Linked DNA regions of Homo sapiens: region 2 is linked to region 1. Evidence: chromatin contacts called from ENCODE Hi-C or POLR2A ChIA-PET data. All regions are on one chromosome and are shown on one strand. The core of a region is the stretch at or near the end of the contact, and the rest is flanking DNA. Distances in the headings are between cores, read along the strand shown. Region 1 has its middle 13 kb from the start of LILRA1. Region 2 has its middle 7.0 kb from the start of NLRP2.

Region 1 (3,990 bases), core at 721-3,220:
GTCCCCTCACTGTTACCACCAGCTGCAGGGGGTCTCTGAGTGCTCACCTGCCAGCAGGACTGAAATACTCACAGCAATATTCCCCTGCATGGTGCTTTGTCCTGAGTGAGACGGAGGACTCACGCTGTCCTGGGCTTCGGCGAGCTCTGTGTGCTCCTGAACACTGGGCTTTCCTCTTTATCCAGACCACACTCCTGAGCCTCTAGGGTCTCCTGACACCAGAGGGCCACGGGCCTCCCCTAGGTTATTACAGAGTCTGGTTCAGCCCTGAACGTGGGTTTGGGGAGGGTCCCTGGAAGGAAATCAGAAACTGGGTCCTATATCATTTACCACCCCTCAGATCCCAGCTTTCAGCCCAAGATCCCCCCATGATCCCTCTCAGTCAGCCCAGAGTTGCTGTTCTCCAGCCCCAGCTGCCCGGGGGTGGGACCCTGTCCCCGGTGAGGAGGAGGGACCTGGGACAGCTGGGGACAGACTCACCTGCCTGCACGCAGGTCCTGAGGCCCAGACTCAGCCCTGGAAGAGAGTTCCCGCTGAGAGATTTGCCCCTGAAGCCTGGGCAGGTCCTCTCCTTCCTGAGATCTTCCCTAATCCCCTGGGGTCTCCTACTGGACCAGGGCCTACCTGTGGGGCAGGGTCCCTCTCATGCTAGAATCTCCCATTCCCCTTGTCAAATCTCAGTGAAGTGGACCATGGCCGTGTGGGTGAGAGTCATGATGTTTCCTCCTACTGGCCCCGGCTGTGTGGGTGGATAAGACCATGGTGTCCACAGAACACACACAAAGGAAGGGTTCTCTCCCTTACAGGATTTTCCCACCAGCATCTCCATGGGTAGTGTACTGTCCCGGACCCCGCCACGAGCCTGGCTCTTGTTTTCCTAGTGCTTGGCCTGAGACAGGTACCAGGCTTTCTGTTGATATTTCAGACACACATGGGGTCTCTCCTCATCTCCTTTCACTGTCTGCCTGTCCTGTCCTCTTCTCATTAAGGGCCAGGACGTGGCTGCAAATGGACGTGGTGCCTTCCTGAGTTGATCCCTTCCAGGTGAAGGCAACGGAGGGTTCTTCCTTCCTCTCAGAGCCTCCTCATGGGGTTTCACTCTCTCCTTCAGCTCACCCATAAACACACTCTTGTGGGGAAACTACCATGGCCAGTCTTCTCACCAGTCCTGGGGAAGCTTCAGGGAAGATGCAAATTCAGGCTGCGGGGCAGACTCACATCAGCAGAGACTCATCTCACATCTTGCTCTGCAGTTCCAGTTGAGCTTTATTGCGGCAATGAACAGAAAGGGGAAATACAGGGAGACAAGGGAAGGAATCATGACTCTTTCCCCAGAACTGGAGTGTGGGTTTTCTTTATGCAAAAACGTTCCCTTCACGAACTTCTCATTGACTCATCGCAACAGCATCCGCCCCCGTCTCCCTGGAAACAACATTGACCTGACTCTGCCTTCTTGGTGCCCCCGTCTTCTTTCAAACACTCCTGTTCCCATCCTGTGCTCCTGAGTTCAAGGTTCTGGGACAATACGTGGGGTTAGCACTCTGCTTTGAGGGGAAATCTTGTCTTTATTTAAATATTCTTGTGTCACCCCCTGCCTGTGTGAACTTGGGCAGTAACCTCCCATCTCTGAGCCTTGGTTTCCTCATTTGGAGCCTGTCATGAACCCCATTTATCACAGGGGAGCTGGGTCATTGGAGCCTGGGGGCTGCAGGGGGCTCAGCCATGGGTAATTTCCAGAGCAGGTGAAGACAGGAGGGGTGGGGGCATGAGGGGATGCTGGCGCCCACCATCAAGGCCTGAGATTGATGTTTCCACTAAGGAGAGCCCCTTTGTTCCTGCCCTTGAGAGATGCTTCTCATAATATTTCATCAACACCCCGGTTATCACAGTCATGTCCAGAAAATGAGAAATGAAAGTTCATCAGAAGGAGAAGGATACACACGAAACAGAGAGGGCATCTGTGTCTGGTGCCATTAGGGGTCATTAGGGAGGAAGTTTCCATTTCTGTGCAGAACAGAAAAGGGGCCCTGGGTCCTCACAGGCAGAGAAGGGCCAGGGCTCTGGGCAAGGCTGAAAGCTGTGATGGAATATGTCTATTTACCGACCCAGGCCCATGGCCACCACTGAGCCAACTCCCCTGGGTGTGTGTGAAACAAATTCATTCACTGCAGAGTTCTTACATGTGGGTATCTGTATCATGTGTGGGTATGAGTTTTTTTTTTTTTTTTGAGATGGAGTTTTGCTCTTGTTGCCCAGGCTAGAGTGCAGTGGCATGATCTCCACTCACTGTAACCTCCACCTCCCAAGTGATTCTCCTGCCTGATTCTCATGACCAAGTGATTCTCCTGCTTCAGCCTTCTGAGTAGCTGTGATTACAGGTGCCCACTACCAGGCCTGGCTAATTTTTTTGCATTTTTAGTAGAGACGGGGTTTTGTCATGTTGGCCAGGCTGGTCTTGAACTCCTGGCCTCAAGTGGTCTGCCCACTTCGACCTCCCAAAGTGCTGAGATTACAAGCATAAGCCACCGTGCCCGGCCATGAGTGTGAATTTCACATGCATTTTTTTCCTTCTGGGAGCAACCTGAGCAGACACTATGTTTGGGAAATGAATGCCACGTGTCATCAGTAGCTGGAACAGTCCCCCATTTTCAGTCCTGGATTACTAAAAACTGCCTTGAGAGGATCCCTCCATGGTAGCTCAGGAGTGTAGGAGGTGAGTGTCCAACAAAAATAGACAACCAAGAGCCATCCTTCTAATGATAAAAAGTGCTATGATCATCAGTCTACACATTTGTTGATAAGGATTATTATGTGCAAAGAAATAGAATACTAGGAACGCATAAGACCCTTTTTCAATTAAACATGTTTAAATATCTGAAAAAAATACAAGAGGAAATTAAATTTCTGAGACAAGAATATGGATTATACTGGCAAAAAATGAGCATCAGAGAAATGAGTTAGAAATCCTAGAGGCAAAAATTCAGTTGAAGAAGCACACTCAAAATATTTATTCTATCAAGGTCAAGATACAGCTAAAGAGACATTTATTAAATTGGAAAACAAAATTGGGAGAATTTTCCAGAATGCACTATGGAGACACCAAAAGTGAAAATTCACCATATTTGGGGGAATATTGTGAGGAGGGAGAACCTCATATCTATTGTACGTGTCAGAAGGAAAGAAGGGAGAATAATGTCTGGCAACAGCTCACGAATTAAAGAGTTGAACATTTGACAGAGACGAGGAAAGACTAATTAAGTGCTAAGATGCATACATTTAAACATGCAATGTAAACCTTGACCTACCATGATAAATTGAAAAATACCAGAAGTAGATTAAAAAGTATATATGCTAGACTGAAATTGTCTAGCATAAATTGTATAGTTTAAAACACATTTTTGTGTCCTGTGATTTTCAACTCAACATGTCAGTAGAATAGCATGATCACTGGGATCGGACTTCCCAACAGAAAAATGAAAGGCAAGGAAATGTTGAAAATGTACTCTCAAGGGATTAACAGCAAGTGAGGAACTCTATGCTTACTCAGGTTAATACCTAAAAGTTAAAGGGGTCAGCAGGGGACCAATTCCTAAGCAGAAAAAGGCTCAGAGCAAGACAGACCTGTGAAGCCCATTAGGTTGGGCTTCCCCTGCATGAGGGCTGAGGAGGGATTGGAGGGTGGATCCCTCAATCATCAGATGTGCTTTCTCTTCCAGGTGTTATATCTTACCCTTTAATTAATATAGAAATGTTTTCATCTATTTTGATAGAGAAAGTGGGAGGAAAAATAAAGCATTATCTGAGCTGCAAGTTACTAGATATTACTGTTTTCATACTCAGTGAAAGCAATTTTAAATGATGTTATCCAGATAGATCAATGAATCCAAAATGTAGGATGTGAGATGCCGGTGATGAAAAGTGGGAAACAGGCAAGTATTTGAAAATTGCATGCACGCACACACACGAATGTAACTACACACACATATAAGA
Region 2 (3,990 bases), core at 1,111-3,610, 350 kb before region 1:
TGGGATTATAGGCTCCCGCCACCATACCAAGCTAATTTTGTATTTTTAGTAGACACGGGGTTTCACCACCTTGGCCGGGCTGGTCTTGGACTCCTGACCTCGGGTGATCCACCTGCTTTGGCCTCCCAAAGTGCTGGAATTACAGGCGTGAGACACTGTGCCTGGCCCACTCCCCCTCTTTTTTAACTAGAGACTGGGTCTCACTTTGTACACCGGGCCGGTCTTGAACTCCTGGGCTCCATGGCCCTCCCGCCTTGGCCTCCCAAAGTACTGAGATTACAGGTGTGAGCCACTATGCCTGGCCCATTATTTTATATTTTAATATAAATATTTACATTTATAAATTTCCATCAGTGCAACAAACACATTTCAACAGCAATTTCACCACCACTCAGTTCTAGCATTTTTAAAAATGCCCTTTGTTATTTCTTCTTTGACCTTGGAATTATATAGAATATTTTTTTAAGACTCAAATGCATGGGATTAAGAAATTATCTTTTGTGCTGGGCATGGTGGCTCACGCCTGTAATCCCAGCACTTTGGGAGGCCGAGGCAAGCGGATCACGAGGTCAGGAGATCGAGACCATCCTGGCTAACACGGTGAAACCCCGTCTCTACTAAAAATTAAAAAAATTAGCTGGGCACGGTGGCGGGTGCCTGTAGTCCCAGCTACTTGGGAGGCTGAGGCAGGAGAATGGCGTGAATCCGGGAGGCGGAGCTTGCAGTGAGCCACCATCACACCACTGCACTCCAGCCTAGGTGACAGAGCAAGACTCCATCTCAAAAAATAAAAATAAAAATAAAAATAAAACTATCTTTTGTTACAATTCTTCTAACTTTTGTTCTATTGAGGAAATTGAGACTGAAATGTTAAGTAGCAACCCCAAGGTCACATAACTCATGGGTGGCTGGGGAGAAGGATGGATTTAAACAGACTTCTGGTTGAGCGCGGTGGCTTAAGGCTGTAATCCCAGCACTTTGGGAGGCTGAGATGGGTGGATCACTTGAGGTCAGGAGCTCGAGACTAGCCTGGCCAACATGGTGAAATCCCGTCTCTACTAAAAATACAAAAGTTAGCTGGGTGTGGCGGCAGGCACCTGTAATCCCAGCTACCCAGGAGGCTGAGGGAGGAGAATTGCTTGAACCCGGGAAGCAGAGGTTGCAGTGAGCTGAGATCTCGCCACTGCACTCCAGCCTGGGTGATAGAGGGAGACAACATCTCAAAAAACAAAACGAAAGAAACAAACAAACAAAAAAAACAAGAAACACCAGACTTCTGTTGGAATAAGTGAGTTTGGTTCGGGTAGATGGAACCTGCAAAGGGGTTTGGAGATCCAAAAGAGGAACTACGTGGTTAGAACAGAGTATCGGATGAACTGATAAGAAACCACAATTCAAAAACAATTCAACAAAATGCCCAGGTCTGTGAAAGCCTGTCTACACCAGGCCTTGGGTCTCTGTGTACATTGCCTGCTTCTGACAAGGCTCTGCAGCCGGGAGTCGGCTCCCAGGGTTGCATGGCTGGGAACAACAGAAGCTCAGGAGCGGACCTAAAACGGAGCAGTTGGGTAAAATGAAGCTGTCTCCATTTACTTTCTACAGACAGACATCCATGAGAGGATGAGGAGGTGTGCTTGCCTCCTGGTCAAGCACTAATTTTTTTTTCCAAGCACTAATTTTAATTTTTTTATTTTTTGTAGAAACAGGGTCTCAGAGTATTTGCTTTGGCAGCACATACACTAAAATTGGAAATGGGGGTCTTGCTATGTTGCCCAGGCTGGACTTGAGCTCCTGGGCTCAAGGGATCCTCCCACCTCAACCTCCTAAAGTGCTATCCACTCTGACCTTGTGATCCACCTGCCTCAGCCTCCCAAAGTGCTGGTGAGGGAAGAGAGAAACCGTCTCATATTGTTTTATATTGTTTTATACTCAGTACTTGTTTTAGAAAAAAAACAAGGAGGCCGGGCACGGTGGCTCACGCCTGTAATCCCAGCACTTTGGGAGGCCAAGGCGGGTGGATCACAAGGTCAGGAGTTTGAGACCAGCCTGGCCAACATGGTGAAACCCCGTCTCTATTAAAAATACAAAAATTAGCCGGGCATGGTGGCGTGCGCCTGTAATCCCAGCTACTCGGAAGGATGAGGCAGCAGAATTGCTTGAATCCAGGAGGCGGAGCTTGCAGTGAGCCGAGATTGTGCCACTGCACTCCAGCCTTAGCGACAGAGCAAGACTCTGTCTCAAAAAAAAAAAAAAAGAAAAAGAAAAAAACAAGGAAGTGAAACCAAAGGCAGGTAGCCCGGCGCCAGGCACCAGACCCAAAACCAGACCCGAAACCAGGCCTGGGCCTGCCTGGCGTAAACCTAGTAGATAAAAATCAACTCATGACTTAGAACCCGATGTTATCCATAGATTCCAGGCATTGTATAGAAGAACACTGTGAAACTCCCTGCCCTATTCTTTCTCTCTGACCAGCAGTGCACGAAACCCCTGTTATGTATCCCCTAGATTGCTCAATCATGACCCTTTCATGCGCAGTCTTTAGTGTTGTGAGCCCTTAAAAGGGACAGAAACTGTGCACTCGAGGAGCTTGGATTTTAAGACAGTAGCTTGCCGATGCTCCCAGCTGAATAAAGCCCTTCCTTCTACAACTCGGTGTCTGAGAGGTTTTTGTCTGTGGCTCGTCCTGCTACACTGGGATTACAGGCGTGAGCCACTGTGCCTGGCCACTAGTTATTATTATTATTATTATTTGAGACAGAGTCTCACTCTGTCCCTTGGGCTGGAGTGCAGTGGCCTGATCTTGACTCACTGCAACCTTTGCCTCCCGGGTTCAAGCGATTCTCCTGCCTCAGCCTCCAGAGTAGCTGGGATTACAGGCATGCACCACTATGCCCAGCTAGCTAACTTTTTGTATTTTTAGTAGAGACAGGGTTTCACCATGTTGGCCAGGCTGGTCTTGAACTCCTGACCTTGTGATTCGCCCACCTCGGCGTCCCAAAGTGCTGGGATTAGAGGCGTGAGCCACTGCACCCGGCAATACTAGTTATTGTTAATGCTATTATTGTTACTGACATGTTCATTTTTACCTAGCCACTTTATTTTCCCACCTCTTTCTCCCTACTTCTCCTAAGTGTCAATGTTAGATAAGTCTGAAATTCTCTTTCCCTGTCCCTCTCTGTCTCTCTCTCCTTCTTTGTCTTTCTTTCACCTGAGACCCATAATCCTGGAGATAGCAAGTGCCTCAGGGAGAAAATCCCAAACCAAGCGATTCTCCTGCCCTAGCCTTCCAAGTAGCTGGGATTACAGGCTCCTGCCACCATACCAAGCTAATTTTGTATTTTTAGTAAAGACACGGTCTCACCACCTTGGCCAGGCTAGTCTCGGACTCCTGACCTCAGGTGATCCACCCACCTGGGCCTCCCAAAGTGCTGGAATTACAGGCGTGAGACACCGTGCCCGGCCCCCTCCCCATCTTTTTTAAATAGAGACTGGGTCTCACTTTGTACACCGGGCCAGTCTTGAACTCTTGGGCTCCATGGCCCTCCAGTGTGGAGGAGAGAAAATGGATTCCCTCCACCCTCCTAGGTTCTTTGGATGGGCTATGAATTACATTGACACAAAACAGTTTGACAGAAGAAAAACCAGATTCAATTATGTATGCACAGGAGTCCCACAAAAATGTGAGACTGGAGGAAGGGCCAGATGATTGAAGCTCATCTAGCTGCCTGAGCTACAGAAAGGAGTATAAGAGTGTAGGGTGCAGTGGCTCACGCCTGTGATCCCAGCAGTTTGGGAGGCCAAGGTGGGTGGATCACCTGAGGTCAGGAGTTTGAGACCAGCCTGGCCAACATGGTGAAACCCCATCTCTGCTAAAAATACAAAAATTAGCTGGTGTGGTGGTGTGTGCCTGTAATCCCAGCTACTCCGGAGGCTGAGGCAGGAGAATCACTTGAACCCGGGAGGAGGAAACTGCAGTGAGCTAAGATCGCA

The links. A loop is a pair of places that touch in the nucleus more often than their neighbours do. ChIA-PET counts read pairs that join two places held with the same protein, here RNA polymerase II (POLR2A). Pooled maps may share reads with other maps.
Region 2: a loop to region 1 is called in a pooled map, with 4 times the contacts of the local background. The contact joins two enhancer-like sites. A Hi-C loop is called at or near these places in 1 of 168 maps with a recorded cell type or tissue (breast epithelium), 2 of 37 single-sample maps with no recorded cell type and 4 of 50 pooled maps. POLR2A ChIA-PET finds 5 or more read pairs at or near these places in 2 of 52 experiments (MCF 10A and RWPE1).

Annotation. Positions count from the first base shown.
Region 1 is chr19:54,604,396-54,608,385 of GRCh38, reverse strand. No RefSeq gene overlaps it. Among named protein-coding and RNA genes, the nearest start is that of LILRA1, 13 kb to the right of the region's middle. Within about 2 kb of position 1,970, at least 2 of the 41 ENCODE cell types and tissues checked have a DNase peak (open chromatin) inside an H3K27ac peak, as active enhancers do.
Region 2 is chr19:54,957,406-54,961,395 of GRCh38, reverse strand. It overlaps a transcript of NLRP7 not described here. Among named protein-coding and RNA genes, the nearest start is that of NLRP2, 7.0 kb to the left of the region's middle. Within about 2 kb of position 2,360, at least 4 of the 41 ENCODE cell types and tissues checked have a DNase peak (open chromatin) inside an H3K27ac peak, as active enhancers do.